Regions from separate parts of the Homo sapiens genome. Here region 2 is linked to region 1. Evidence: read pairs that join two places in POLR2A ChIA-PET (ENCODE). Cell type or tissue: A673. All regions are shown on one strand. Region 1 overlaps ANKFY1 (ankyrin repeat and FYVE domain containing 1). Region 2 overlaps NCBP3 (nuclear cap binding subunit 3).

Evidence for each region. ChIA-PET counts read pairs that join two places held together with the same protein. Peaks named below come from ENCODE experiments on the same cell type or tissue, not always from the same donor. Only the 100,000 strongest peaks of a DNase experiment are listed, where the experiment ranks them.
Region 2: POLR2A ChIA-PET joins it to region 1 with 7 read pairs; 2 of 35 experiments call an interaction of 5 or more read pairs at or near these places.

Annotation. Positions count from the first base shown.
Region 1 is chr17:4,218,670-4,222,669 of GRCh38, reverse strand. The region is part of intron 3 of ANKFY1 (ankyrin repeat and FYVE domain containing 1); the gene reads left to right. It also overlaps the pseudogene RYKP1. Among named protein-coding and RNA genes, the nearest start is that of ANKFY1, 43 kb to the left of the region's middle. In A673, no CTCF peak of the experiment used is centred here; no DNase peak of the experiment used is centred here; H3K27ac peaks cover 717 bases.
Region 2 is chr17:3,834,565-3,838,564 of GRCh38, reverse strand. All of the region lies in intron 3 of NCBP3 (nuclear cap binding subunit 3), which reads left to right. Among named protein-coding and RNA genes, the nearest start is that of NCBP3, 9.7 kb to the left of the region's middle. In A673, no CTCF peak of the experiment used is centred here; no DNase peak of the experiment used is centred here.

The DNA.
Region 1 (4,000 bases):
ATTTTTGGTGCACATTTTCCTTGGTTTAAAATTTAAGACGGTAAAATTCTTTGAAGAATTGACTGTCAAGTTGAGCTGCATTAGTATCATAACTTCAGAATCTACTTTGCCAGTACAGGAAAGCTCTACCCGAAATACTGATAAAGTGCGTAGAACTTCTCCCTGAACAGAAATGTTGCCCTGGGGCAGGTCCATTGCCAAAACATTGTCCGCTTGGAATCCCAGCTTACATTCAACCTTGGACTTCGAATGCCAGGTGAAGTGCAGGAAATTTGTCTCACTGGGTACTAACAGATTAAAGGACAGAGCGTAGTGAATAATAAGGTCATTTGTCACATAATAAAGTTCTGCATCAAGACCGATCAGCCGGTGCACCTCATCCTCACTCAGGTAGAGGCTCACGCTGGGCCCCGCGGCCGCCGACTGCAGCTCCGGGGTCCGCGGGGCGGCGGGGGCGGCGGCGCCAGGCGCGGGCAGCAGGGGTAGCAGCAGCGGCGGCGGCGGGGCCTTCTGGCCGCGGGGCACCCCAGCCACGCCTCCCGGCGCCTGGCCGCCCGCCGCACCGCCGCCTACCCCTGGCCCCAGCCGCTCACAGCCCTGAGCCTAGGGCGGCTGCCCAATTCATCAAGCCGCTAGCCTGTGGCAGCCAGCAGCGGCTTCAGACCTCCAGAGCGCGCCGCCACCTCCTTGGCGGCATCGTCCGGAATAGGGGAAGCAAAAAATTTTATGTGAAGTAGATTGAGAAAACAATAGGGCTGGGCATGGTGGCTCACACCTGTAATCCCAGCACTTTGGGAGGCCACAGTGGGCAGATCACCTGAGGTCAGGAGTTCCAGACCAGCCTGACCAACATGGCGAAACCTCATCTCTACAAAAATACAAAAATTAGCTGGGTGTGATGACGCACTCCTGTAGTCTCAGCTACTTGGGAGTCTGAGGCAGGAGAATCGCTTGAATTGGGAGATGGAGGTTGCAGTGAGCCGAGAATGTGCCACTGCACTGCAGCCTGGGTAACAGAGTGAGACTCTGACCCAAATAAAAAGAAAAAAACAGTTGGAAACTCAGAGAATTTAATTAAACCAGAGTCATAATAGGAGATTCAAGACACCTTTCTCAGCTTTTTACAGATTAAAAATAGAGGATTTAAAAAACAAAGTCAGCCAGGTGCTGTGGTTTATGCCTGTAATACCAGCACTTTGGGAGGCCAAGGCAGGAGAATTGCTTAAGGCCAAGAGTTCAAGGCCAGCCTGGGCAACATGACGAAACTCTTTCTCTCCTAAAAATGCAAAAATTAGCCAGGCACAGTGGTATGTGTCTATAGTCCCGTTTACTCGGCAGGCTCAGGTGGGAGAATTGATTGAGCCTGGGAGGTCGAGGCTGTAGTAAGCTGTGATTGCACCATTGTACTCCAGCCTGGGCAACAGTGGCTCTGTCCCTAAATAAATAAAGTAAAAAACAAAGTCAGTTTACTCAGTATGTTTCATTTAATGGTTAATTGCATACAGATCAGTTTATTCCCATCCATTTCAGATGTCTTGGAAAACATTTATTTAAAATTCAAACCAAAACAAAAAACTAGGCCACATAGAAAATCCTAAAGTCTCCAAAGTGTATTTACATGCATCCTGGCCTGCAGTGAAACGAAGTCAGAAGTTTCAGTGTTATTTTACTTTTCATCCTTGAAGTCAGAGATTTTTCTGGCTTGCATGCAGGGCCTTCTGAGAGATGATTACCTCCCTCACGCAGGACTCGGAGGCCAACTGCTTTCTCTTCTGAGTCTACTCCTTTTAGAGAGAACTCGTGCTTTATGCAGTCATCTGACTTTTACAACCACTTGCTTAAGTAGATTGGAAGCAGACAGTGTGGACGATTTACCCACAAGTACCCAGTTGCAGCACACACTGTCCTTCCTGATCCTTGTTCTCTGCCTACCCTTATACCACTGGCTGCTTCGTCTGAGTCACAAAGTGAATTTATTCTCAGTGTATTTTGTAGATGAGGGGAAGAGTCACGGCAGGAGTGGGAAAGCTTGTAAATCACTTGAACCTCATTTTGTTTGAAATATCAAGCCCTCCCAGGAAATCCCTACTGAAAGTAGTTTAAAAAAGTTTTTTGATAATCTAGGTTTTTGTTTATTACTTGTACAGGTCAAGATTAACCGGGCAAGTTTGCAAATAGTATTTAAGAAACTGCTACTGTAGGGAAGGTGTTTGAGGGTGTTGGTGCTGGGGATTCTCTCAGCAGATAGGAACGAGCTGTCTTCAAGATCAGGCCATGTGAGTCTAGTAGGATGTGTTTTGGGATTTTTGGTTGCTGTGGACAAATCACATGGCCTACATTTTTTTTGTTGTTCATTACGATGACTACTGAGGTATTGAACCCAATTTACAAAGCCTGCTTAGAAATTTGGCCTACTTCCAAGATCTACTATGGTGATCTTAGACAGCTTAGCTGAAGCACCTAGGTTGTTTAAATAAATCTAATTAGTTTTCTGTCTGGTGTTAAAATGTTTTCTCTTTTAAAACATTTTAAAAGTGCTACTACTGGCCGGGCAGGGTGGCTCACGCCTGTAATCCCAGCACTTTGGGAGGCCGAAGCAGGTGGATCACCTGAGGTTAGGAGTTCAAGACCAGTCTGGCTAACATGGTGAAACCCCATCTCAACTAAAAATACAAAAAAATTAGCTGGGCATGGCAGCAGGCACATGTAATCCCAGCTACGTTGGGAGTCTGAGGCAGGAGAATCTCTTGAACCCGGGAGGCAGAGGTTGCAGTGAGCTCAGATCGCGCCACTGCACTCCAGCCTGGGTGACAAGAGCAAAACTCTGTCTCAAAAAAAAGAAAAGGTGCTATTACTATATTATTCAGTGAGAGAAAAAAGAAAAACTTTAACATAGTAACTACAATATTATCATTTTAGTGTATTTCACTTTTTCTTTTTCTTTTTCTTTTTTTTTTACTTTTAATATCTGGTTGTTTTAGGAGATGGTGAATTAACCTGGTTGCAGGTAAGTCGGGGTCTTCAAGTCCACTCACTTGACATTGCCCCCTTCAAGCTGCTCCTTCCCACTCTAGTTGGAAAGGAGAGTAATCAGAGCTAATGAGCCAATTCCTAATTATGAAGTTAATAAGGTGTTCCTGGTCCTTGTTGCACCTTTCCTAGGTAATCAAGAATCAAGTACGGTTTCTGAAACCTTAGTGAGCATCAGAATCACATAGAGGACTTGTTAGGACATGTGCTGGGCCCCATCTCTGGTTTCTCATTCAGCAGGTCTGGGGTAGGACAGAGAATCAGATTTCCAATCAGTTATCAGATGAGGCTGAATCTCCTGGCCCAGGACAACACCGTGAGAATTACTTGCGTTGACCATGATTTTAAGTATTCCTCTGACCATCACTCTTCTTATTCTGACTAATCAAGAGTTAACTCTGGTTGAAATAATAGTTTAGATATTTTATACTATGATTCTCATCCCAAGCATTTCCCCAAGTTGCTGTACAGTCTTTATTTTAACTTAAAAAGATTGCACAAATAATGCATGTTCCTTAAATAAAAATAAAGCTAAAAGTAAAATTAAGCTAAAAGAAAAATTAGTTATAAATTCCACCTGGGTTGATATTTTAGTATATATCCTTCCAATCTCTTGAGAGACAGACACAGAAAAATGTGTGTCTGCCTCTCTATGTGTGTAGTGTGTAGTGTGTGTAGGTATTATATATATATGTATGCATGCATACACACACAGGTGTATCTTAACAAAAAGCAAGACCTATTTTTTTTTCTTTTTCTTTTTGAGACAGGGTCTTGCTCTGCCACCCATGCTGGAGTGCAGTGGTGCAGTCACGGCTCAGTACTGCCTCAACCTCCCGGCTCAATTTCTCTTCCCACATTGGCCCCTTGAGTAGCTGGGACTACAGACACATGCCGCCACTAATGGCATGTGCCCAGCTAATTTTTATATTTTTTGGTTTTATTTTGTTTAATTTTTTTCTTCTGTAGT
Region 2 (4,000 bases), 380 kb after region 1:
GCAGTGTGGATGCAGAGCTGAACTCTGGAAGCTGCTTCACTCTTTATCCTGCATGACCAGTTCAAGTCAGAAACACGCCCTTGCTTCCCTCATGGGCGGGGTTTCTGTTTGAGGAGAAGTCCTGTGAAGGCCAGGTGTGGCTTGACCTTCATGTGCCTGCACAGCCGGGCGCAAGCATACCTGTGAGTCTCTCTCACAACTCTACCGCGAGGGCGTCATAGCTTTATCACACCTGTCGACCTCTGGTCCCGAGAGCATTCCTTGAGGCGGCTTGCCTCTGATACGGCTCATGCCTTTCATTCTGTGCATTTGCCCTTCCTTGTCCCATGCTTTATCTCTGGTCAGGTGTCACTTCCCCCGTGGAGCATCTCTGCTCACCCACTTGAAGTGTTTTCTCACATCTGTTGGAGCTCTTTAGGGCGCAAAAGCCTCGTAGAATCTAGTCTCAGTTCCTTTGTGACTGAGGACAAGTTCTTGAGCCTTGTTAGTTTCAGTCTCCTTGTCTGTAAAATGGAAATATGATACTTACCTTAATAGGATCACTTTTGGGGTTAACTTTTAATTTAAAAAAATTTTTTTTTTTAACGTACAACTCCAGTCTCACGGTTCTAAAGATATTCCTAAAAAAGGCAGTAAGGTCGGCCGTGGGATGTCAGCTGGGGAAGCTTGCTTATTTCAGTCGATTCTTTGTCCAGGAGGCAGCATGGCCTAGGATAGTGTTCCTGAGCCCTGGGGAACCCTGCTGCCCATCTCAGACCACTTTATATTAGTTGGAGTTGGATAGGTCCCAGGGATAGTTACTGGTTTTCTTTTCTTTTTTTTTTTTTTTTTGAGACAGAGGCTTGCTCTGTCACCCAGGCTGGAGTGCAGTGGCGCAATCTCGGCTCACTGCAACCTCCACTTCCTGGGTTCAAGCGATTCTCCTGCCCCAGCCTCCCGAGTAGCTGGGACTACAGGTGCATGCCACCACACCCAGCTAATTTTTTGTATTTTTTAGTAGAGACAGGGTTTCAAGCTCCTGACCTCCTGACCTCGTGATCCACCCACCTTGGCCACTGCCCAGCATTTTTTTTTTCCTCTCTTTCTGTAGCCCAGGCTGGAGTGCAGTGGCGCGATCTCGGCTCACTGCAACCTCTGCCGCCCGGGTTCAAGCGATTCTCCTGCTTCAGCCTCCTGAGTAGCTAGGATTACAGGCACCTGCCACCGTGCCCAGCTAATTTTTGTAGTTTTAGTAGAGATGGGGTTTCACCATCTTGGCCAGGCTGGTCTTGAACTCCTGACCTTGTGATCCACCCGCCTCGGCCTCCCAAAGTGCTGGGATTACAGGTGTGAGCCACTGCGCCCGGCTGATAGTTATTCTTTTTATATCTTCTCAGGTAATTTTTATTTATTTATTTTTATTTTTTATTTTTTTTTTGAGAAGGAGTCTTGCTCTGTCACCCAGGCTGGAGTGCAGTGGCACGATCTCAGCTGACTGCAACCTCTGCCTCCCAGATTCAAGTGATTCCCCTGCCTCAGCCTCCCGAGTAGCTGGGACTACAGACGCACACCACCATGCCCAACTAATTTTTTGTATTTAATAGAGACGAGTTTTCACCATGTTGACCAGGGTGGTCTCGATCTCCTGACCTTGTGATCCACCCGCCTCGGCCTCCCAAAGCGCTGGCGTTGTAGGTGTGAGCCATTGCGCCAGGCCATCTTTTCAGGTACTTTTAATGTGCAGACAGGATTGAGGACCATTGGTTTCATGGTTATGAGCATGAGCTCTGAAGCCTAGTTACCTGGATTCAAATCTTAATCTGTTACTTTCTAGCTCTATGGCCTCGGGCAAGTTATTTAGCCTCTAAAAATCTCAGTTTCCTTATCTGGAAAGGCAGATGACAGGAATTCTTTTTTTTTTTTTTTTTTTTGAGAGACGGAGTCTCACTCTGTTGCCTAGGCTGGAGTGCAGTGGCGCAATCTTGGCTCACTATAACCTCCGCCTCCTGGGTTCAAATGATTCTCCTGCCTCAGCTTCCTGAGTAGCTGGGATTACAGGCACCTGCCACCACGGCCAGCCAATTTTTATATTTTTAGTAGAGACGGGGTTTCACCATGTTAGCCAGGCTGGTCTTGAACTCCTGACCTTGTGATCCACCCGCCTCAGCCTCCCAAAGTGCTGGGATTACAGGCGTGAGCCACTGCGCCCGGCCAATGACAGGAATTCTTATAGGGCTGCTGGGAGACTCTAACAAAATGTTACAGTCCATAGAGTGGCGCTTGGCACATGGCAGGTGCCCAGTTAATGTGGCTTATTATCATCATCTGGTATTCTCCATCTTCCCAGCCGTCATTTAAGTGACCTAGCTTCTTGGGCAAGTGAGGAAATTGGAATAACCATGTTGACTCCTGCATCCACACTAGGCGTCAAGTTCAAGTTATTTGTTATTAATACCAACAACAATAATAAAAGATAACGTGTGTTAAGTGCTTACTATGTGCCAGTCGCTCTGCTGTGTCATTAACTGATCCTTTCAACAGCCCTGTGAGGAGAAGGTGTTGATTATTTCCGTTTCACTGGGGAGAAAATGAAGGTGCTGAGGGGTTGGGAAACTTGCTCATAGTCCCACAGCTATGTAAGTAGCAAGGCTGAGGTTCAAAGACTGATCTGACTGAAACGTGTGTTCCTAACTGCTCTGCCAGCATTCAGACAGTTTGGGCTGTGGCACACTGGACTGTCCTGCATCAAGAGTGACTCGCTACATTTGAACGATTCAGTGTCAAAAAGGTTCAGTCTCTTTATGCCCAAGATTCAAACTCTCATGGTTGGAAGAGACCTCAGAGGTCATCTAGGTTAACCTTGTGCCCAACCCTGCAGGCCTTTTGGCAAACTTCCTACTGGTCTTTTGGCGGCTGCCTGAATGTTTCTTAAGTGACAGTGTGAGAACTATTTATGAGACAGGCAACTTTATTTTTGGGTACTTACTTGTGTTGAGCATTGCCTTCTAGTAATTTCTGTCCGTCAGTTACTGTGTGACTGTGAAGTCCTTTCATACAGTAGCCCTTCGGGTGCTGGAAGCACAGGCTTGCTGCCCATTCGCTCAACTTTGCTTCATGTGTCGCAACTTTCTGGTCTCCCTTCTCTAAACGCTTTGCCGTTTCTGAATGTTCTTTCTGAGGTGAGATATGGGTTCCAGTTATGGTTGGATTCACAGAGAGAACGGCAGGACTGTTCCTCACCGTTGTCTCTGTCTCAGCCATTTCAGTGTTGCACTCATCCTATATGCAGCCAAAGCACTTAGGTCTTTTCCCCAGGAATTGTGCCCATCAGAACAGTCTTTCTCATCATGTACTTGAGGCACTTTTTTAAAAAAATTACTTTTAAATGTAGTCCTATTAAATTACATCTTGTTGATTTCAAACCTCTGCTTTCAGTCTGCTGAGTGCATTTTCATCGTAACTCTACCTTTCAGCTCCTAGCTCTACTCCTCAGCTTCTTGCTCTCCATTGTGTACACGTGGCTTCTGTTTCTTCATCCAGTGGTTGGTGAAGGGTGGGCAGTGTCTTCCAGTATCATAAGTCTTATTCTATTACCATAAGGCCCACAGTTCCTTTTACTGTCATGAGGAACTGGATTACGTGGCTTAATGAACTTGAAATAGAGCACCGTCTATGTATTCTCTGAATTTCTTGATCTGGTAATCCTATCAAAAAAGAAATGAGGTTAGTGTGGCTTTCTTCTTTTTTTTTTTTGTTTCATCCACAGTCTTGGAGCTTGCTTCTTATGGAACTGTTGTCATTTCCTGTGGGAAAGATTTGGTTATTTATTTATTTATTTTTTAGAGATGGGGTCTCACTGTGTTGCCCAGGGTGGTCTTGAACTTCTGGATTCAAGTGATCCTCCCGCCTTAGCTTCCCAAAGTACTGGGATTACAGGCATGAGCCACAACGCCTGGCTAATTTTGTATTTTTAGTAGAGATGAGGTTTCTCCATGTTGGTCAGGCTGGTCTTGAACTCCCA